3 separate regions of the Homo sapiens genome follow, and all the other regions are linked to region 1. The links are chromatin loops, found by intact Hi-C in ENCODE. Cell type or tissue: heart right ventricle. All regions are shown on one strand. Region 1 overlaps LOC101929727 (a long non-coding RNA gene). Region 2 holds the start of LOC105378414 (a long non-coding RNA gene). Region 3 overlaps LOC101929727 (a long non-coding RNA gene).

The links. A loop is a pair of places that touch in the nucleus more often than their neighbours do. Peaks named below come from ENCODE experiments on the same cell type or tissue, not always from the same donor. Only the 100,000 strongest peaks of a DNase experiment are listed, where the experiment ranks them.
Region 2: a loop joins it to region 1, with 2.0 times the contacts of the local background. A loop is called at or near these places in 3 of 110 quality-filtered maps.
Region 3: it touches region 1 in a loop (1.9-fold over the local background); 4 of 110 quality-filtered maps call a loop at or near these places.

The regions. Positions count from the first base shown.
Region 1 is chr10:88,223,680-88,231,679 of GRCh38, reverse strand. All of the region lies in intron 1 of LOC101929727 (a long non-coding RNA gene), which reads right to left. It also overlaps a transcript of RNLS not described here. Among named protein-coding and RNA genes, the nearest start is that of RNLS, 360 kb to the left of the region's middle. In heart right ventricle, no CTCF peak of the experiment used is centred here; DNase peaks (open chromatin) are centred at 3,839 and 4,129; H3K27ac peaks cover 4,169 bases.
Region 2 is chr10:88,039,584-88,047,583 of GRCh38, reverse strand. LOC105378414 (a long non-coding RNA gene) reads right to left here and starts at 5,318. Exons shown (of 2, transcript XR_001747303.1): 1 at 5,101-5,318. RefSeq lists a silencer at 4,958-5,252. In heart right ventricle, no CTCF peak of the experiment used is centred here; DNase peaks (open chromatin) are centred at 1,400, 1,916 and 4,633; H3K4me3 peaks cover 535 bases; H3K27ac peaks cover 3,944 bases.
Region 3 is chr10:88,160,893-88,168,892 of GRCh38, reverse strand. The region is part of intron 1 of LOC101929727 (a long non-coding RNA gene); the gene reads right to left. Among named protein-coding and RNA genes, the nearest start is that of PTEN, 300 kb to the right of the region's middle. In heart right ventricle, no CTCF peak of the experiment used is centred here; no DNase peak of the experiment used is centred here; H3K27ac peaks cover 341 bases.

The DNA of each region.
Region 1 (8,000 bases):
CAGCCTTACGCCCCTACCAGCCCTGACACTTCTGTCCCCAAAGGTCACCTTAGGATGACAGGAAGGGAGAAATGGCTGTTGGCTGGTTGCTGTACAAGAAAGTGCCTGGCACTGTGCTGAGAAATTTATTCCACTAAATCCTCCAGCAACCCATTTTACAGATGAGGTGACTGAGGTCCAGAAAGTGTATACGTTTCCAAGGACTGCCATAACCAAATACCACACACACACTGGTGGCATAAACAACAGAAATGTATTTGCTCACTGTTCTGGATGCTAGAATTCCAAGATGAAGATGTCAGCAGGGTGTTTCTTCTGAGGCCTCTCTCCTGGGCTTGCAGACGGCCACCTTCTCAGTGAGTCCTCACGTGGGTTTTTCCTCTGTGCGTGCACATCTGTATCCTAATCTCCTCTTTTTATAAGGAGACCAGTTATATTGAATTAGAGGCTTAACCTAATGACCTCATTTAACCTTAATTGCCTCTTTAAAGCCTTGTCTCCAAATACAGTCACATTCTGAGGTACTGAGGGCCAGGACTTTAACATATGAATTTGAAGGGGATGAAGCTCAGCCCTATAAAGAAAATGCTATATGATTAAAAAGGAGGGAGAAATTGCAGTAATTGAGGGTGGGTTGAGAGGTTAGAGGAGGTAATGAAGGAAAGGGATATGGAATCAGGAAAGGATTCAGGAAGGAGATGTTTCCACATAAGAATCAAACTGCCTGGAAGTAAATCCTGGCCTGACTACCTACTGGCTATATCATCATAGACAACATATTTAGCCTTGATTTCCTCATATTTAACTAACAATTGTATGAATTATTAATTGGTACTAATAATTGTATCAATCCCATAGACTTCTTGGGAGGAACCAATGGGATAATCCCATGAGTATTAGAACAGCACTGACACACAACATCTCAATAAATGTTGGCTATTATTATCTAAGATGTCTCAAATAATAGGTTGGAGCTATATAAGTAAAGGAAGAGATTTGTGGCTAAGACAGATAAATAAAGAGATGCTGAGACTGACCTTATTTGTGTGAGTAATGAATTTGGACTTAGTTTTATAGGCAGTAGAGTTGAGCAGGGGCTGTAACATTATTACCAGTAGATGTACGCTGTGGAAAGATTGCACTCACCAAGATGTGTGAGATGCATTGGAGGGGGAAGAAGGCACGACAGAAAGACGGGTCTCAGCAGGAGGCCGTTAGGGAAGAATGGCTGAGAAGTAATGTCAGCATGAAGCAGAGGGGGCGACTCAGGTGGATGAGGGCAACGAGAGAGAAGAAACCATGGAGATCAAATAGACAAGCTCGGCCACCAGTTGGATATCACGGGTCAGGAGAAAGAAAAAGACAAAGTTTCAGAACTACAAAAAAAATTGGTTGTTACCTGCAGCAGGTCTGTTACTTTGTTTTTTGTTTTTGTTTGTTTGTTTGCTTGTTTTTGTCTATCCCACATTCCCTACCAGCCCTCCCTTCCTCATTTCTAACAGAAATCCAGTTTTGTTCAAATATTCAGCCTCTTCTAAGTGGCCACTGCTTCAGAGAAGATTGACTCATCTTCAACCTGAGGAATGAGTCTTGATTTGTCCCAGACAACTCCATTTCTCCAAGTCATGCAGGTGGCTCCATTTGTCCACATCATCCAGGTGGCTCCATTTGTCCATGCTTTCCAGGGATTGTATTAGGCATAAGCAGCTGCAGAAATTCTTAGCAAAAGAAGCAAAGGAATGGAAACCACCCCAATGCCCATCCACCAAGAAATGGATAAGCAGAATGTGGCATATCCACACAATGGAATATTATTCAGCAATAAAAAAGAATAAGGTACTGATTCACAGTACAACAATGATAAGCTCAAAAGAGTATGCTAAATGAAAGAAGCGAGACACAAAAGGCCACATATTATATGAGTCTGTTTAAACAAACTGTTCAGAATAGATAAATCCATGTGGACAGAAAGTGTATTAATGGTTGCCAGAGACTGGGGAGAGAGGGGAGCAAGGAGTGATTGTTAATGGACAAAGGGTTTCTTTTGGGGCAATGAAAATGTTATAAAATTTATTGTGGTTATGGCCACACAATTCTGTGGATGTACTAAAAGGCCATTGAATTATAGACTTTAAATAGGTGACTTACATAATATGTAAACTGTATCTCAATGAAGCTGTTAGTAATTTTTTTTAAGGAGCAAAGGGAAGACTGCTAAGGAGACTTCCAAGAAAGCTTCTGCCACTCTTAAACAGAAACAAGAAAGTTGGCTACTTTTCCTCTGGAGGCTGAATATAGCCTCTAAATATGACCACTAGAGCTATTAGAGGGGTCTAACTACTGTGAGAGGAGCCAACAGAAGCCAGAACTGATACACACATCGAGGCAGAGCTGAGAGAAGCACCTCAACTTCTCACTAGTTGAGATAATACATTTCTTTATTTTAGGCACTTGAATTGGGGTATTCTGTCATGTATCCCAGGTATTCTAACAGATACAGTTCTATTAATAGAAATTGTTAGGTTGGAAGAAGATCTTTTATTTTTAGACCTTATGAATTTATGAATTTATGTCCATTTAAAAGTGGAAGTGTAATGTAAGTGAAATTTAGAGGTGTAATTCTAGATCTGAAGAAGGGGATGGATGGGTGGATTGATGGATTGATTGATTGACTGAGGAGTTACATGCTCAGAGCTGAAGGCTGAAGCCCAAGGGTGAGGACATAGAGAATGCAAAGAAAAGTCTGAGCTACATGGACTCCCTACATTGAGTAGGAGGAAGAGGAAGAGAAATCAGTGAAAGAAACTGAGAGAAGGTCTGTATAAAAGGATGAGGGAAAGCTTGAGATGCTACATGTGCTGTTATGCAAACCAAAAAGTGAATTCAGGAAGAAACGAGATAAAGTTTGGATCAAATTCCGCCAAGAAACCAAGGCAGAAGTAGCAAAGATAATGTGGTTAGATAGACAAGGTGATCACTGTAAGGAAAAGATAAGGCAAAAACAAAGGTAGTTTCGTGGAGTGATTGTGGCAAAAACCAGATTTGAGAAGATGTGGGTTGGAAGACAGTGGTGGACACCGAAGAAGTAGTGGCACTTCCTTATGGAAGTTGTTGTGGAATGCATTACTGTATTCACCAATATCTGGTTCTACTCCCGTTCCAGGCACACGGAAAATGGTACTTCCCAGCGTCCTTGCACTGTGGAAGAGTATGTGGTAGTTCTTCAGAGAAATGTGAAGTGGGTTCTTTCTGGACTGAGGCAGGGAAAAGCCTGTGCCAGATTCATCCCTGCTGCAGTGGTCATGGGGGAGGCCCTGTGCAGAAACAACAAAACTGAAAGATGAAAAACCCGTGATTGCTGAATCACTGAATACAGCATAAGTCCTCTTGAGAAAAGCCACCCAATCTTCTGTGGCCATTGCATGTACAAGAAATAAACTTATTTAAGCCACTAGGAAAGCAGCAAAAGAGAACAGCAAAGTTGAGGAAAAGAGTTTTGTTTTTGTTTTTGATTTTTTACATATTTATGGTAAGTAAGACCAAACCATGTTTGCTAGGAAAATGGAAAGAGAGGAATAACCTGAAGATGACAAAGCAATGGTCTAAAGAAATCAGAAAGTATGGCAACACACAAGCCACGAGGTGAGTCTCCGCCCTTCTTCCAAGAGAGATGTAAAAATCTAGGCCCAGGATGAATACCCGGCAGTTTTAGTTGGAGAGGGAAGTTGAGGAAGCCCACCCTCCTTAGTCCACGTACTAGACTTCTGAGACAAGCAAGCAGAGGCTGGAATTTGGAATCTTAGGAGCAGAGCAATTTCAAGGGATGACGAGCGTCTACGACAGAAATAACCATGCATGCAATGATCGCCTCTGCATATCAGCCTCCTGGCAGCTGTCCATGTAGGATGACTGGCAAGGAATGATATAAACTGCATTTCATTCTCTTGGTTCAAATTCTATAGGCAGCAGAATTATCATTATTTGAAAAGTAAAGTCATACCCAGAAAGGGTTAAAACTCTTCTTTTCCCAAGTTCTAGCCTGCCACCCCCACTATTTCCCCAGTCCTTTAACTAAATTAGCTATTCCATTGACAGGCCAGCACTGGTCCCTCACAGAACAACACATGCTGTGCTCTCTCTGTGAGTGCACTCGTGGTGAACTTTGAGCCACACATCTGCTGCAGGGAAGAAACTCTTATTCCCAAATGGCTGACATTAGCTGAGGATGCTGGGTTCATCGCTACCATAGCATATTGTTATTAGATAAGCTGCTGGAGAATCAGAGGAGTAAATTTAGTTATTATGTCTTTACCTCATTATAGTGCATTCCCAACTATTGTTCATTTCATCAGCTTGATATTGTTCTATGTTTCTACAAAGTGAATGCTTGGATTAAAACCAGTATCTACTCTCCTTTACCCCTAAGCCATTGCTGTATCTAGGCTAAGGATGTATTTTCACCATGTCATTTCTCCAAGACTCTTTCTTTGATTTAAAGCATGAATCAGCAAACATGTTCTATAAAGGGCCAGATAGTAAACATTTCAGTCTTTTTTGGGCCATATGACCTCTCTTGCAACTACTCAACTCTGCTGTTGTAGTCCAAAAACCATAGATAATAACTAAATGAATGGGCATGATTGTGTTCTACTAAAACTTTATTTACAAAACCAGGCAGTGGGTTGGATTTTGCCCATGGGCTATTCTTTGTCAACCCTGGTTTAAAGTATGGATTCGCAAGAAAGCTTCAGGTGAACAGACAGATTTTTAAAGTATCTTTTCACATGTTCATCTCTTAGAAGGAAAAAAAAGACATTTTGCTGGACTCTTTTTACCCTCTGCAGACAACAGTATGGTATTTTTCCCCTTTTAATATTTTGCATCTTAAGTTTTTAGATTCCTCCTCCACTGCCAAAAAAAAAAAAAAAAAAAAAAAAAAAAGTGAAGGGAGAAGAATTTTAATTCAGAGAAGAGAGGGTTAAATGGTTAAAAAATTAGAGGGTGAAAGTATCACTTATCTGCAAACACAGCCTCTTCTTTAGAAACTGATTTACCCAGACATTGAATTGATTATAAGATATGTAGAGTAAAAACAAATTTGCTGACCTTCATTTCAGAGAGCAAAGGTTAAATTCATACCCTGTAGGATGGTGCTGCTAAATTGCTCCCAAGCTGCCTAGTGACATATTTTCAAAAAATATCTCTCTCCAACTTTATCAAGTGTTCTTTGTGTTCTGGAAACATGATTTTGAGTCCCAGCTGGAGCTGGGACCTCATAAGTCTTAGATAGCTGAAATTCTTCTCCAACTATATCCAGAGGCATATGGCTAGTTGGGATAGACGTTAATTGCAGGGATTAATATCTCTGAGTCTAGTTGTTTATTGAAGACTGAAATTAACATTTTTAAGCTAGATAACCAAGGGTTGCACAAACCGTGCATAGATAAAGGGCTAAAAATGTCCATTTTGATGTCTTTGACATTGGGCTGAATAAATATGTCTTGGATTGTAATATCTGGCAATGACTGTGTGTTCTCAGTTTCTTTGCCTTTAAGCAATGCCTCAGAGGAGAACTTCAACAGTTCAAAAGTTGGGAAAACTGTACACACAAAAAATTGATCCAACACAATAACATTTTTAAAATATTAAGCAAATTTTCTGTCTCTTTCATTGCAAGCTAATACAAAACACTCCAGTAGTAATAGTTCACAAAATTCATTTCACAGCAAAGTTTTCCTAGTTCTTAGTGAGATGAAAAAAAAAATAGGACACTGATGTAAATATTTTATATAGCTAAGCGCATTTCATTTAAAGAGCCATCCTTTAGTCTAAATTATGCCTATTTGTGTGTTTAGTAACTAAATTTTATTACTTTTAATTAAATAACTAGTTACTTAGTAAAATAATACATTAGCAACCCTATATTGGTCCCTACTTGTTTTATTTTATTATTATTATTTTGTGTAGAGTCAGGATCTTTCTCTGTTGCCCAGGCTGGAGTGCAGTTGTTTGATCATAGCTCACTGCACCCTTGAACTCCTGGGTCCAAATAATCCCTCTGCTTCAGCCTCCCCAGTAGCTGGGAGTACAGATGCCTGCCACCACATCTGACTAATTTTTAAATTTTCTGTAGATATGAGGTCTCGCTATGTTGCCCAGGCTGGTCTCAAACTCCTGGACTTAAGCAAGCCTCCCATCTTGGCCTCCCAAATGCTAGGATTATAGGTGTAAGCTACCGCACCCAGCTCCCAGTTGTTTTAAACCACAGTTATACTATTTAATGAGAAGGGAATTGAGAAAAGGAAAGGGTGTTATTGAAACTTTAATTTCTTCCATTTGCTAGCTCAACAGGCAGTAACAAATCTGGATTTTTTTTCTTACAAAGTTCAGAAGGTATGTCATTACTGACCCCTTAGAATCTAAAGCGTAAAACACTAAGCTGAATAATTTTTTGTCTTTTGGCAGCTGTATGTGTACACTCGTGAAGAGGTCTCATCACTGAGATAGTAGGAGGCATATATCAGTACACCTTATTTAGTGGGTGTAGAAACTGAAAATTGTTTTTTCCAACTGTGAGAGAAATGAAAATTAAATCCAAATATCCACACAGATATCATTTCATTGATACACCACATACTTCCTATTGTAGCCTGAAGCAAATCAATAGCAATTTAATCATTGGATTTTCCAGTAAGATACCTATCAGGTGATCTTGAATATCTTCTTTGTCCTCACCAAGACTTGGCTTCTTAATCTATAAATGGTGAGAATAAAATGTCCAATCTCATAGGAGTGGTTGGGGATTAAATGAGACAATGCATATAATACACTACTTACTGTCATAAAATAAGTGCTCAGTAAATGATTTGTGTTATCATTTGAATTACATGCATATACATATGACCTTGACATAAACAGAAAAGATTGCACGTAACCTGAGGGAATAAAGAGATCCCTATTAACCCCAATCAAGAATGCTTGCCTGACAGTGGGATTGAGCTACAAACCTATTATTTCAGCTACAGAAAGTTATATAATACCAATCGAAGCTCCTTTGGATATAAGGAACAAAAACCTACTCAAAGTAGCCCAAGAAAGAAGGAGGGTTATTTCATCAACAATTTATCCAACAGACAGAGTGCCCACTCTCTGCCAAAACATGGCAGCATCTTGTGGCAAAGAAGTCCCATCAGATATCATGGCGGGGTTTGGAAACCATTCCTTCTAGTTTTCAAAACCTTCATGGTCTTTCTCATATCTTCTCATGCCTTCATTACCCTTTGCTATGATCTGAATGCGTCCTCCAAATTTCACTTTGAAGCTTAATGACCAATGTGATAGTATTAAGAAGTGAGGCTTTAGGAGGTGGTTAAGATGAAAAGGAAGCTGTCTTGCCCTTCTGCCATGTGAGAACTCTGCAAGAAAACACCATCTGTGAAGCAGAGAGCCCTCACCAGACACTGAACCTACCGCCACCTTGATCTTAGACTTCCCAGCCTCTAAAATTGTGAGCAATACATGTCTATTATTTATAAATTACCCAGTTTAAGGTATTTTGTTACAGCAGCCTGAACAGACTGACTCCCTTTGTGCATCTACTCCATTTTTCTCTGTTTCTCTCCTTACCTTTTTTTTTTTTTTTCTGAGTGCTCATTTTGGGCATGGTCCAATATTGCTAATTTAGCCTCAATCTCCAGTTTCTCCTCACTCAAGGATTTATACCAACTGGAATCTTCTTCTCTGTGATTTAAAACTCTTAAAAGAAGGGATCTGATTGGCTTTACCAGTCTGTGGCTCTCCTTGGGGCCAGACGATGTTAATCAGCTGAAGCCACAGCATAAGGAGAGTTGGGGCTCTCGAGTGTGCAAACATGATAACCTAGGTTCACACATTTCAGGTCACGGTAGAGGTGCAACTGTGATAAATGGGCCTACTGTATGCCCTAGTCTCCAAGAGAATTGGGGGGTAAAGTGATAATGGTCCCTCACAAATCTATCTCT
Region 2 (8,000 bases), 180 kb after region 1:
AGATAGACTTTTAAAAACAGTCACATTACCTTTGAGGAAGGACCCATGCCAATCTTTTCTCAGTCCATTCAGCGTGAGTGTGTGTGCTGCCAAAATGTGGTCTTGTGTAGTTTTCATTTCATTTTATTAATAAACCCAAGCTTTTCTTCAGAAAAGATGTGCTGATGGCACTTTTTAAAGAAACAAACAGTAACCTTCACAAGACACTCTCCAACTGCAGCAGCAAGCAAGGACTCAATTAGGCCCCAGACTCATATCCCACCAGAGTGGCCAGGACGCATGGTCCAGGCAGAAGAATTTCATGTTTATTTTGTGGAAAATGGGAAATCCTTGGAAGACTGGCATGACATTCCCAAGGAAGTATTTTTGGAAAATAGATTTGTCTCTCTTGAATGGAATAATATAGTCATCTGTCAGCCAGTCGTTGGCCCATTACCAAAAGTACCTCTCTACATCCACTTTTATAAAAACATAATTTCCACTTTTACTTTAGATTCACTCAGAAGGTACATGTACAGGTTTGTTACATGGGTACATTGCATGATGCTGAGGTTGGGGTATGAATGATCCTGTCACCCCGTTAGTGAGCATAGTGCCCAACAGGTTTCAATCCCTGCCCTCCTTCCTCTAGCAGTCCCCAGTGCCTATTGCTGCCATCTTTATGTTCATGAGTATCCACTGTTCAGTTCCTATGTATAAGTGAGAACATGTGGTATTATTACAAACCACTTTTATGTTTTTAGTCTATTTTTGCATATGAAGGTAGACGATGCAATATACTACTGTGTAAATTGTGGAGAAGTAGGAAACTCAATGGAAGCCAAATATAAGATGGATGGAAGGACGCATGGACAAGTCACTGGCACTCTCTGAACCTCAGTTTCCACATCTGTAAAATGGAGGAAATATACCTACCACATGAGAATGAGTATAAAATGCTCAGCACAGTGCCTATCATATAAATATTAGCCTCAAATGTTAGCTAACATCATTATCATCATTATCATCACTATCAACTACCCACCACCACCACAATCATCATGGCCGTCATCAGCACCCTAGCAGCAGCAGCAACATAGGGCCACCAGAGCAAGCCTTCCCATCGTCTCTTGAAATCCCGTTCCCCAGGCAGATCCTTACTGTTCATCATAGTATTTCTCAACATGTTCTTCTCCAGCATAGAGGAGATCCAACCAGGGGAAGAGGCTAAGAAACAGTATGTCAAAAACGTCTTAAATATTGAAGAAGGCTGAGGGTATTGAGGAAGGAAACAAACTACTTCAAGCACAATGACAATTCCCAGGAAATGTAAATTGGTTGGACACCCTTTGTGTTATTCAAGTGTTCCTTACAGATGTTAATTCACCTCATTTGGACCCCTTTGCAAATGGCGGCTGCCAACAAATGTCCCTGGTTAAACACAACTTAAGAGAATTGCTCAGAAAAGGGCATGTTCTGTGCTCCTGCGAGGACAAAGTTAAGATCATTTGTTCCCTACTCAATTCATCTTTGACCCCCAAACACATTCTTCAAGAGCAATCTTCCTCTTTAGAAGTTCCTCTCTTGGGTTTTAGAGAACTTTTTGGCTTGAACTCTTTCTAAAATTAAAGCCAACTGCTGTTAACTCTCAGATGCAATGATATTACACTCTGGCCGGGGCTGACTATCACAGACGCATCCCAAACCACATAAGTTCTTATTGTTTAAACTGTCTTAAGCAGCTGTTAAAACATACCCTAAGATATCAAAGCCACTCTAATTAACTTCCTGCTTCTTTGGGACTTCAAAGTCTTTCAAAAACTTTTAAATAGGGTTTTTATAGAGAATTTGACCTAATATTTGAAGAAAATTTTGCAAGCTTGCCCAAGAGACTCCAACTTCTCCTTCCCTGTTCCACTCCCATTCCCTCCCCACCCCCCAGAACCTCAGCGTTCTAAGACTAGCTGTGAGAATTGAGGATAAATTTTAAAATCTGCCATACCAAAAATGTAAATCTCTTTACTCACATCCATGCTATTTATCAGGGTGGTCATTGACATCCCACGTAAATGGCCCTCCCTGTGACACCCCTTCTCAACTTGGCAACCCTTTGCCCATCCCTCAAACCAAAACTTCTCTGTGAAGTGCCCCTGGATCTCTCAGGGTGAGGGCACCGCTCTCTTTCCCAGCGCCCACACAATCCCCACATCTCTGCTTGGCTTTTATCACGATGAATTGGAATGTGTCCGTTTACGTGTCTGCCTCCCTGTCTAGACTATGAGGTCCATAGGGCAGGAACTGTTTTGTATTAAGCTTTGTGCTCCCACAGCCTAGCACAGGGCTCTGCATACCCATGAGCAGGACTCAATAGATGTCTGATAAATGACTGAGTCCCAACTCATTCTGGGGGAGTTTGAGTTGCATTTTAATGTATCCATTCCTTATTGGTTTTTGACCTCAATCCCCAGGTGTTCCATAAACATCATCTTAAAGGCATTATACCAAGGGAATCGCTGCTCTGAGTAACGGGGTCATAAAAATTAGCTAAAACTTGGAAATAAGGCAAAAATGGTGAGTGGCACACCTTTCCAAGTCCTCCAGAGAATTTCCCAGGAGAATATACTTAGTTCATTTCATTGCTTGCCAGTGACTTAAGGTCTCTGACTTAGTGAATTTATCTATTATCTTGTATATTTTTGTCCAGTAGAGACACTGATCATTTCTGTCTGCTGGAACATATAACCTCAAAGATTTGTGGCCTGTTGGACATTAACCAGTTTATATCTAACCCAGTAATCTTATCCTAACAATTTTTTTATTAAATTGCCTATAAATATCCTCACTTCTTAGTCTTTGAACAGGATATGCCATCTTACTGGTTCCCTCATTAATGAATGAATTAAATAAAATCTTTGGTGGCACAGGCTTTTAGTCCTAGCTACTTGGGAGGCTGAGATGGGAGGATCACTGGAGCCCAGGAGGTCGAGGCTACATTGAGCCATGATCACACCATTGCACTCCAGCCCAGGTGAGAGAAAGAGGCTCTGGCTCAAAAAAAAAAAAAAAAAAAAAAGGGTGTTTCTTTTGTATTTCCCTGAATCAGATTTTACCTTTTTAACAATTTTTTTTTAGAAATAAAAGTCATAATCCACAGTGACAGTACAAAACCAAAAGTCTACAGGTTAGGTCCCATGGAGCAGCAGAGAGGCCTGGGCTGGGTGTGCAGGAAGTTGGCTCTGCTAGGAACTCTCTATAACCTCCAGAACCTCCCTCGTGCTTATCTGTCACAGAAGGACAATATCCTAAGCTCCCTGTATCCCTCACAGGATTACTGAGATAATCACATGGATCAATTTACTTAAATAACTTTGGAAGAGTCTAAAGTACCAGTCCTGGTGGGGCATGGTGGCTCATGCTTGTAATCCCAGCACTTTGGGAAGCCGAGGTGGGTAGATCACATGAGGTCAGGAGTTCAAGACCAGCCTGGCCAACATGGCAAAACCCTGTCTCTACTAAAAATACAAAAATTAACCTGGCATAATGGCGCGTGCCTGTAATTCCAGCTACTCGAGAGGCTGAGGCACGAGAATTGCTGGAACCCGGAAGGCGGAGGTTGCATTGAGCCGAGATTACACCACTACACTCCAGCCTGGGCAACAGAGCGAGACTCTGTTTCATAATAAATAAATAAATAAAGTAGCAGTCCACCATGAAGCTCTTGTAAAAGAAGGCCAGCTTTTCCCCCAGAAAACAGTGGTGAGAAGGACAATACATGGAAGGAGACCAGAATGAACATAGATAGGAAGGAGCTGCTGCCATCCCACCCCACCCCTCTGGCCCAGGGTTAAACCACTGTCAGCTCCTGCCTGGACATTGGGAAGAGCCTTCTAAAGCATCCACTCTTGCCTCCAACCCCATCCAGTCTCCACACAGCAGCGACTGTTCTTTCCAAACTGTAGGAAGATCATGTCACGCCTCTGCTTCAAGCCCTCCAGAGGCCCTCCGACACTCTTAGGTTAACATTCACACTCCTTTCTTGGCCCACAGGGCACTATGTGATCCAGCCCCATGGCTACTTCTCCAAACTCATCTCAGGGGTTTCTCATCTTTCCTCTGTGCTCCAGCTTCACAGGTGCTATTAGGCTCCTCAGGCAGGTGTAGCTCTCTCACCTCAGGGCCTTTGCCCACTTGCTGTTTCTTCTACCCGAAAGTCTCATTCCCATCCCCCTTTCTTCACATTACTGGCTTCTTTTGATATTACCTTAAATTTCACACACACACCCCAGAAAGAACATCCTTGCCCACCCTTGCCAGAAATATATCTACCACTATTCTCTCTCTGGCTCTGTTCTTAGTACTCTCCAGCATGGGAAGATATTTATGTATGGTCTGTCTCCCCCATCAGCAAGACTGCCTGGTAATTGCCCTAGTGCCTGGCACATAGTAGGCACCTGATACATATTTGTTGAATACATGAGGATAAAGGCACAAGATACCCAGCTGCTTCCAAGTAACGGAGGTCATGCGGGACAGACACATTTCTGAACCCGTGCAATGCAAGTTCCTGAATCCCAAGTACATGTTTCAAAAGACTGTTAACCAAGAAGAAAACTCCCAAGCTCGCAAGGCGTCAATTCAGTGCTGCTTTCAAGAACAGGGCTCCTCAGAAACGCTCTGCCTAAGGAACAACAAGTAACAACAGGTCTCACCAGCACTTCATTTCGTAACTCCAAAGATATCGAATCACTTCATGAGAAGGAAACAGCCCTTCCTACCAAGAATGAAACATTACCCAGAAACACGGCTGCATCTGTACCCAAGGGCTAGGCTTGAAGCAGATGAAAACAACCACCAACTGGAATTCACGGATGTTTCAACAGCACATTGGGGAGAGAAAATCCCAAGCTGCCTTACAGGATTCTGCTCGAGGTTTGCTTCAGGGTATCCAATTATACAGCTCCCTCTCCACAAGCCTTAATCAGAGCCGCAGGGCGCTCCATTTCCAGGGGCTTAGGGCTTTACAGTTTCTGTGATCACTCTTGCCAGCCACTCCAATGGCTGCAGCACGAGGCCCCGTACCTTCAGGATGCTCCCATAATGCCCAGGGCGCTGCCGGCTCACCTCTGTGAAAAGATACCTCCAACAAGCAATGCTGCCTAAGAGCTGCTGGTTAATGGGGTGCTCGTCTCCATTCACATTTTTCATATCAAGGATATCAAACAGCAGCAAAAGAGGTCATGGCAGCAAAAAGCTATTTCCTGGAAAAGTGTCTGATGGGGGAAGGGCCCAAAATGATTTCATTCACTATGTGACTGGCCCGGTCAAGTTATCTGGAGATCAGAGGCTGCTGGAAACCTGCCCCTAGAAGTCCTTCCCCACAAAGGCTTGTGGCCAACAGGAATGCTAAGGCAGGGATGCAAACAGGGCTTTCTTGCTTTGGGGGAAATATTAGGTTGTAGCCCCAGATAAGTTCATTCTAAGCAGCCAGGCAGAGAATACCTATCTTCAAGTGTTTACCTTTTTCAGGTGCAACAGAATTTTTTTCTGCACCTGTCAACCTGCCACCCCCAATCAAAGGCCAGGCTGCAGCCTTCACAGCCAGGACCCACCCACCTGTGCAACCTCTGCCCAGAAACCCAAGTCCTATCTCAGGATTCCAAGTTAAAGAGTTTCTCTTATCACTTCCAACCCCTTGCCTCCATGAAGAAGTTCTTCCCTGAAACGCACCAAACTCTTCTTGAAACTCAGACAACGACACGAACGAGCTTGTCGCCATGCTTTGTTTAACTTTTTTTTTTCTCAGAAATGTCTTGTGGCCAAAAATAGAACATTTTCCGTTCTGGGGAACAAACAGCATCCATGGGAATTAAAGTAGTGCCTCATGCCTCTCCAGAAAATTCCTGCACGCACACTCATGCACACATAAGCTGCTTGCAAGTTCCAAAACGTTGCTTTCTGTAGGTACAGTGGTGAACAGGAGCCAAAAGTCCTCTGTTTATTTTCTATCCAAGAAAGTTGCCAGATAAAAAAACACAAGGGCACCTCAGGGAGGCTTTATAGGAAAAATCTAACTTAACCTAGTGTAATGATTTTGAAAATGGCCCCATTGTCCACCCCTCCTCCCTCTCACCACCATCCTAGAGTTGGTCTCAAGACTCACTCCTCTAAAATTCCAAAACGTCATGGCCTTTATTCCGGCAAGCTACTGTTGCATGATTAGCCATGAGGTTTCTCTAAACTTACTCCTTCGATGGAATCAGAAATGACACATTTAGGAAAAAAATCTCAATCTTAAATACTGAACTAGGTAAAATGAAGCCTTGTGTAAAATGTCAGAAAAACAGTAATCCAGAAATTAGGCTACTAGCACAAGATGCGGCAGTATTTTATACACTCTTACGTGTCTTACAAATTTATTATTGTCAGCATTTCCATAATCCTCTTTAATGAGACTTACATGGCTACAATGACATTTCTTATTTTTACGTTGGAATATGCAGCCCATTGACTATCCGCCACCTCTCCAAAACCAGGGATTGTGTTAGCTATGAGGTCTGCAGGGGCTGTTTTGTTTGTTTGTTTTGCTTGTTTGTTTGTTTTTTGAGATGGAGTCTCGCTCTGTTGCCCAGGCTGGAGTGCAGTGGCACGACCTTGGTTCACTGCAAACTCCGCCTCTCGGATTCAAGCAATTCTCCTGCCTCAGCCTCCTGAGTAGCTGGGATTACAGGCACCCGCCACCATGCCTGGCTAATTTTTTGTATTTTTAGTAGAGACGGGGTTTCACCATGCTGGCCAGGCTGGTCCTGAACTCCTGACCTCGTGATCCTCCTGCCTAGGCCTCCCAAAGTGCTGGGATTACAGGTGTGAGCCACCGCACCTGGCTGGGGCTATGTTTTTATATGCAGCTGGTAAGAATTTAGAAATGAGGATTAAGAAAAAGGAAAGGTCCTTTAAAATAACTGGATCTATTGCTGACACCAGAAGTAGGAAAAACTAATAAGCCAATACAGGGACAGTGAAGGAAAGACCAAGAAATGGGGAAAAGCATAAGAATAGGGGAGAAAACGGGAAGTAAGAGACAGAGAAGAATCTGAACATCAGACACTAATTGATGGATGATTGGAGGTGAACAAAAGCAAACTGAATGACCCAAGAGGGGCCATGGGAAGACAAGTATGGCAGGAGAGAGGGGACAGGAAGGCCAAAGGGAGAAGTAAGCATATAATCTAATGATTAGAGAATAGTTATTTACCAACTGGGTTACATTGGCCAGTTCACCATTCTGAAGCTCAGTTACTTGGTATATTAAGTGGAGATACTAGAATCTCATGCAGGAGCATGTGGATTAAATGAGTTAATACATAAGATGCTTATAACAGTGGCTGGTTCAGAGTAAACATTTAACAAATGTTAGCTATTATTATTACCAAAAGACAAACATATTGCATATTTCCATCAGAGAATATTTGCTTATGGGCTAGACCTTCAGTTATACTGTCATTGCATTCTTCTAACACATAAGGAAGCATAAAAATTACGAGGGAGCTGTGAACCCAAGTGCACTGGTGAAAGAGATTGCAGGATAGTGGTCCAGACGCTGACAAGTACTTGCAACAATTAGCCCCCAGAGACTGAATGAAAGGGATTTCGTAGCCAAGAATTTGTCACAACCACTGTTCCCATTTTCGACTTCGATACTTCATTCAGTCAACAAACATCATGCAAGCAGCTCTTGAAGCCTACACACATTTGGTCTTGCCCCAGCTTATCTTTCTAGAATCAACTTGAGCCCCTTCTACCAACCTCACCATTTTGCAGCTGTACCAGGGTAATTATTCAAAAGACATTTCTTGTTCTTATGATCCTGCCCTCCTGCATTTGCTCAAGTTGTTTGCTCAACCTGGAATTTCCTTTCCTATTTCTGTAGTCTAGCAAGATATTAGTCATCCATCCAGGCCAAATGTTGTGTTGGTTTTTGTGCCCTCCGTTTTCTTCTCCCCCATTGTTTAGCAGGATGAATC
Region 3 (8,000 bases), 63 kb after region 1:
TCTGACTTTTCCAACCAGTTTCACCAAAGTTTCTTGATCTAGCATCATACAGTCTGTCTTTCAAAGTTTTATTAGAGAACATTTTTCTGAATATTTTGTCAGGATGTAACAGGAGTCACCAGATTCTCAGCCTGCAATGTTTTTCTTTGCCTCCTGCTGCCCAACCACTAAACCACTTATTTTGGGTTATGTTATGACAGCACCCCACTTCTGATAGCAAATTCTATGTTAGGTGGAATATAGCATAAACCACTAACACAATGAATCCCAGGTGCAGTGGCTTAAACAAGAAATGTATTGTTTTAAAATACAAAATTTTCACTTGTAAACAATTCTGAAATGGAAATGTGTTTTGTAATCAATGTCATTCAAGCATTATGTCATAGTTTAACTGGGTATGTATATTTTTCTTCTTGAGGTTACATAAAATAATAGTGCTTTTGCAACTTACTGCATCTAAAATTTCATTTTTCTCTCATATAACAGTCCAGATGTTGGCAAGCAAGAATTAGTAAGATGGCTCTATCATCCTCAACATCTGCCACCCATATTTGGGTCCAAGATATCTGCTCCAGCTCTTTCATTATTTACTAGCCAGCAAAAATGGGAAAGTGGCAGGGGAATGTTTGCTCATTTCCTTTAAAGGCACAGCCTAAAAGAAATACGTATCGTTTCTACACATATATTAACCATCTTAAGTCACATGTTGACACGTACTTTTAAAAAGGCTTGAAAATGCATTCTTGGCTGGGCGCGGTGTCTCATGCCTATACTCCCAACACTTTGGGAGTCCGAGGTGGGTGGATCACCTGAGGTCAGGAGTTCAAGACCAGCCTGGCCAACATGGTAAAACCCCGTATCTACTAAAAATGCAAAAATTAGTCAGGCATGGTAGTGGGCACCTGTAATCCCAGCTACTTGGGAGGCTGAGGTACGAGAATTGCTTGAACCCGGGAAGCAGAGGTTGCAGTGAGCCGAGATCGCGCCATTGCACTCCAGCCTGGACAACAGAGGGAGACTCCATCTCAAAAAGAAAAAAGAAAAAAAAAAAAAAAAGAAAAGAAAAGAAAAGAAAAGAAAATGCAGTCTCTACCTGGACAGCAATATTCCCAGATAAAACATAGCAGTTTTTTTATGATAGGAAAAGAAAGGAGGGATACCAGTAATCACTTAGCAGTCCTTACCATACCTCTGCCTACAAATTCCTGTTACTTCAGCTAATGCATTATCTCCCAATTCACTATTTCATCAAACCCAATGTGAAACTCCTCAGTTCCTTGGTCTCCAAAAATTCACTCACTAAAGGCAATTTACATTTATAGAGGTAGACTTTACTGAAGCCCTGACTATGGGGAGACAAGATTTCCCATCCCAGCAATAAAAGAAACTTCAAACTGAATAGCAGATATCTCTATTTTTGGAAGTCTTTTCAGTCCCCAATGGCCATAGTGCTGGGAACTTTTCCAATCTCATTGTCTTCTCTCCTCATTCTCTCTTTCTTCTCCTTCAACACACAGTCTTATTTTTCACCTTCTATCCAATGCAGAGCAAGTTTGCTTTCTCTTCACTTTTCTTCAGCCTGTGCAATGCCTGCCTTAGGAGTCTCACTTTTATCATTCACAACTTATCAAGGACTGTTTCTAAATAAAGACAGCTACCCTCCCAGAAAGAAACTCTGATAAAGCTAACTGCAAAGATGATAATATTGTCATGCTTCTTCAGAAGACTGTCAGAGGCCTGAGAGGAGCATATAGAGGAAGTTAAGCCCAAATGCCTAAAATTCTACCAGATATAATCTGAGAGAAATCTGACATGGGGAAGGTGGAACTCAGCAAATGCATAGAGCTAAGTGTTGTTATAATGCTTTGTGGGTCATTTTGAGAACAAGTCCATAAAGTGATATATACTTTCTGCCTTGTTAACTCTCTAACATTATAACCTTCTATATTGTCTACCAGTTTCCTCACTAAGGTCTTTAGTAATGCCACTGCCACCCACACATCAATAAACGTATCAACTCATATGTGAAATCTATATAGTTCTTCCTTAAATGCCAGTAATTAGGTATTAATGAGGCCCTAGTTTCAGAAGACAGCCATTTATCTTTCCCCTATTTTTCCTGGTTTCTGTATATCAGCTATTCATTTTCACATTTTTAGGGCCTGGGTATCTGCTATTTATATTCCCTTTCCCCACATCTTATTTGAACTGGAAACAGGTCTATCAGTGGTGGTGGTAAAGCACACAAGACTCATCCAGCGTGGGGCCTGACCCCATTGATAATTTCCACCCAGTTTCCCCAGCATCAGCAGCTTACTACAATGCTTATGAGTTCCAACTGGGACAGATTTCAGATCCTGCCAACCTCCTGGCACAGACAAGTAGGTACTAGCATGCCTTCAACAATATTGTATAATTCTGACCATCTGAAGGGTGGTGAGAGTATGGTGGCCTCATGCCACTCATGTCAGCCTCCAGGTTTGGGTCAATTCCTGTAAGTTTGGGTCAGTTCCTGTAATGGTTGAATCACACTAGCAACAACAGCCTCTTTTAATAAGAAGTAGACTTTTGGGTTTTTCTTTCATGGAATTACATGTGAATGCCTCATATGGTCAAAAGAAAGAAGGTCTGCACGCCTATATTTAAATGCTGCAAGTAATTCCCGCTCATTCTAACTCTATCCAGATGTGGGTACTCTGTGCCCATGTAAATTAGATGGCTTTCTTTCTTTTCAGCCTTGTCGAGAATCTGCACTCTGACTCACACAGAAAAAAAAAAAATGGAAAGAATGTGCGGCAACTACACACAGGACATGCTATTTTAATAGTACACGCTCTGTTAAAGGGAAAATTGGTGCTTTTGTGCTGCAAACAACAGCATTTGCATTTCGAGGGGCTAGACACTATTGCTCAGTACCAACCAGTCAACAATGGCCTTTCGTCCTGGATGTCAGCTATTCCCATAGTTCAATTTCTGGTCTGGGTTCTAAGTATTCTTGACTAGGAGCCACATCTGTTCTCTGCCCCCAGCCTTACTGCAGTGACATTCTAAAAGGGAAGAATTATTTTGAGATAATGGGCCCTCTGTAGTGCCTACAGCATTTTCCATTCTATTCCTCTCTCTCAAGTAGTAAACTGCAGTCAGGCAAATGTGGGTACCAAAAACTCAACACAAAAAGCAATTCACATTGCCCATCATGTTTTGTGTTCCACGGAGTTTCTCATTTAAAACACTTCCCACTAGAGGCCCATTTCACAAACTTGGGCTCTTAGGAAATGGAAAAAAATAAAAGGAGGAAATAAGGCAAGGCATCTCCTTCTTTTTGCCATCCTTGACTCCTTTACTGATTGCTCTTTGGAAAAGCTTGTTCCATGCCTGACAGAATAGGATTAATCTTCAGTCCACCTTCACCTCAAACTCATTCTTTGTCCTATGAGACAGCAAAGGGAAGAGACCCACAGATGGCAGAGGGGCCTACAGGCACCAAAAGTAATGACCCTGCCTTTTCAAAGGATGACATCTCAGCAGCTCCCTGAGCCTCGCTGTAACTCCAGATTTTGCCCCAGTCACCATCTACAGCATATGACATGTGTGTTTGTTTACCCCTAACTGTGAGGATGAGAAACAAAATTCAGAATAAATAGAATAAATCATAACTGAGACTCATGTGTTATTGATGCATAAATATCTTAGAACAATAAAATCACATTACGCTGACCCACTTCTTACAGTTTACAAAGTGCCTTCTTATACAATATTACATTTGCTCCCTGGAGCCGTTCGGTGAAACAGGCAGGGCAAGTCTACTACTCAGGTTTTACAGATGAGAAAAACGAAACACAGGGAGGAGTGTTAACTCCCCCAAGATCTCAGAGCTCATAACAAGGGGAAGAGAGAAGCTGAGCTTCTGGTTTCTAAGCCCAAAATTATTTTTACCACATATTAAACAGACATTCCAAAATCAATATCTCCACTGTCTAATTGTCTAACTTGTTAGTACCCTGAAGGTAGGAATTTCAGGGCTGGCATTTACTTGGGAGCAGGGTAACCGATTGTCCTAGTTTGCCTGGACTGTCAGTGCTAAACCTGGGACTGTCCTGAGAAAACAAAGACAGGTGGTCACCCTAGCAGGCAGTACTCCCAGCACAAAGAGGGTCTGTTCTAGCCATGTTTCCCCCTCAGTCAGCACACAGCATTTTCAGGCAATGTGTGCTAATTCCAGAGGACACCTTTAGCAAATGCTTTCAGAAAAATGAAGAGATCCTAAGAGCCTAATCTTTTGATGAGAAATGCAAGAATCCTTCTACAGCACTGCCCCATGAAGGCACTGGTGCCAGACTGATTAGAGAAACAGTGAATCTGCTCCTCAGAGTGTGTCCTGCACCAATAACTCTAAAACCATCTTTCCCCAGGCAGTCAGAGATCGGACCTTCCACCTGGCTGAACTGGAGCCCTGTGAAACAGTGTGACCACTGGGAGGGTTGTGAGGTGAATAGGAAGGAGAAAAATAAGAGACTTGTTTGTGATGTTTTCCCCCAGTGATTTTGAATTATTAGAGATTGATGTCTGATGATTGAGTTGACTCCACCAAAGAAAGACTGATGCTGACATTTTCAGATAATTTCTAAGATGCCTTTCTGCTCAAAACAAAACAGGGATTCTATTCTCTATGCCTTTGATGCTAAAGTGAGCTTGGTCCATTATCTGAATATCAGCCCAAATATGGAAATACATATCAAAATCCTTTAAAATGTCCACACCCTTGGACCTAGACGTTTTACTTCAAGGAATTTTAGCTTATGAAAGCAATCAGAGAAACATATATTAGTATTAATATAATAACTTCATTATAGCAGAAATATCATGTTGCCATGTAACATTGACTGCTGGGGGTTCAGGAAGATCTGGGTATGTTTGAAGCACGGTAAGACTGGCTACAAGGGAACTGGAGTTGTGTTCACTCAGGGGGTTTACAAAGAGCAAGGCATGTCTGCGAATCTGGTAGAGTACAGAAGTTCAGGTCTAGGTCAGGGGACCTAATCAGCCAGATTTAACCACCTGGCCACTCCACAGGCCTCCCTTAAACCTTCCCCACTTAGCTTGCTGAGAGCGAGTGAGACCACATATCCTTGGCAGGAGCACCCTCCAGTAAACAAAGACAAGTAGGAGTGGGGCTGTTCATACCTTGTTTCTCTCCCAAACTCACCAGTTCAATAACACTCCACCTCCCCAGGAGTCAAGCAAGGGCTATGGTAAGCAGTTAGGAGTGTTTTGGCTAATGGGTGTTCCCCAACATGGAAAGAAACATCAGGAATAAGAAATAAATTCCCTCCTAATGACAGAGATAGAGACAGAGCTATATGAAAAAGAAAGCCCCTGGGTCAATGTTATTCTTCGTTGTTATTATGGGTGATTTTTGTTTTCTTCCGTGTGTGTGTGTGTGTGTGTGTGTGTGTAATTTTCCATATTTCCTGTAAGTAGGTAGTATATTTGAAATCAAGTTGGAAAAGAAAAGTAATTACTTGGGATCATATATAAGAGAAGACAAAGACAGAACCCCCCACCACTGGGCATCCTAGCCCCTGCCTAGAAGATACGTGACTGTTGCCATCCAATGGCATTTCACCTGGGTTGGTGGCCTTTAGGAGTGGCCCACTTATTCCACAGAAAGCAACTTCAGGCCTCGTGCTCAGGGAAGGAAGTGGCTCTGAAACTTTCAGGTGAAGGACTGACAATTCAGCAAGAAAATGTTATCTTGAAGCTCCTCAAAGACATGATGAGAACCCATTGACCCCCTGTAATCAGTTACTGGAGATTTCAGAGAGAATAGAACACTGACCAGACTGTAGACCATCAGGAAATGACTCTCACTGGGTGTGAGGATGTGAGAATGCTGCTGGGGAGGGGAAAGAAGAACCTGCAACATTATATCAGGGTTGCAGAATATCAGAGCTTGGAGAATCCTTGAAAAGGGGAGAGGAGCTAGTGTTCAGCCTCCTAATTTCACTGGTAAAAAGACAGAATGGAGAGCTCAATGACTTAACAAAGATTCCACAATTCTTTAGGAGCATTGGGGTTATCTTAAATTTTTTTTTCTTTTTTCTCTCTGTTAGACACAAGTGGCACATTGCCAAGATCTAAAGTTATCATTGTAAGAAAGTTGTCCAGCCATAACAACACACTCTTCATAAACAAAATTAGGTAGTCGATATGGTTCTTATGACTCACAGAAGGGAATTAAGGAGTAAAAAGGTATTGCCATTTCCCAAAGTGTGATCACCAGGACTCTACTTTTACAGGTGAGCAATAGGTACTAGATGGGAAAAGAGAGCTAGGGGAATAGCTCTGAGGAACACTGGGTTAAGCAATATTGTAAATGACTCCTGATTGCTACTATGTTTGTGAATCTGCATCTGTATTAGTTCTCACGCTGCTAATAAAGACATACCTGAGACTGGGTAATTTATAAAGAAAAAGAGACTTAATGAACTCAGAATTTCACATGGCTGGGGAGGCCTCACAATCATTACAGAAGGCAAAAGAGGAGCAAAGGTATGTCTTACATGGCAGCAGGCAAGAGAGCTTGTGGAGGGGACCTCCCACTTATAAAACCATCAGATCTTGTGAGACTTATTCACTAGCATGAGAACAGCATGGGAAAAACCCACCCCCATGATTCAATTACCTCCCACTGGATCCCTCCCACTACACGTGGGGATTATGGGAAGTACAATTCAAGATAAGATTTGGGTGGGGGCACAGGCAAACCATATCAGCATCTCAAACATCTTTGACCATAGAAACTTCATTCGTCTTGGAGGACTAATGTTGTACAGATATATTTGGGTAATGCTGAGCTACAGGGTCACTGCCTTAGGCAGAATCCATGATTTATTCAGAGCAACCATGGCTAGGTTGTCTATGGCTGTGGCCTTCATAGCATACCCTGAGCCTTTCCTAAGAGTCAAAAACTCTACTCAGGAATGTTCCTGCCCAATAATCTGCTGCCTGAGATAAACACACATAAACACACATCTGTTTCTTTTCATTTTGCTAATTTTCTTGGTCCATCATTTGTAATTCCACAATAATTTTTTTTACATTGTAAAACATGCAATGAAATATCTTCCTAAAACTTCAGTGTTATTTTTCTCTTAAGCTTCTGCTTTGATGGACTATAGAACAATGCCAAATAACACCAAAAAGAAAACTAGTGATGACTGACAGAAGATCCTAAGCAGAAAACAAATCAAATAACCTCAACTTGAACACTATCTGTTCAATCACTTCTAAATGATAGCACTGCAAGAAAATACATGCTATTGATTTTATGGTTTTGATTGCTTTGCTTTTGTATTTCAAAAAAAGAGCTTCCTTTGTCAAACTGGAGTTTGAAAAGGCCTGTGTCACTGGAATAAACCATGGTGCTTTTAGATAAAACTTCCTATGGAGACAATTAGGTGACAAATTCAATGCCATATAGACAGAAAATCTTGTATGCAGACCTTGTTGTAAATTGGCTGTTTTCTTAGCAGTTCCTAAATATACAGTAAACAAATATCCTAAAGATTAATCTCAATTATCATTAGGATCTGCAGAGCCAACAGCTAAATCAAGATAGAGAGAAAAGTCTAGATAAGACCTGTGTGTGAGGCAGACCAGACTTGATTAGGAGAGTAAAGAGTGAGTGTTGCTGAGGCCACCTAATGACAAAATACTTCTCTTTGTTTCAAACTTATTTCTGGGTATAGGAATATTCATGATGAATATGACTGAAAATATATTTATAGCAGCCTTGCAAAAGTTCTTAAAAGTCATCCAAACTGTCAGAAGCATGTCACCCCTAGTAAAGACTAGTTAAAACTTAGAACATATAATCTTTTAATGTAAGATCCTTTTCACCCTGCGAGAAAATACCACAAGTTCCTTCCCCAAACTAAATTCTCCAAACTAGTGGTCCTACAGAGAGAACCCATGGCCAGTGATCAACAGCAACAATA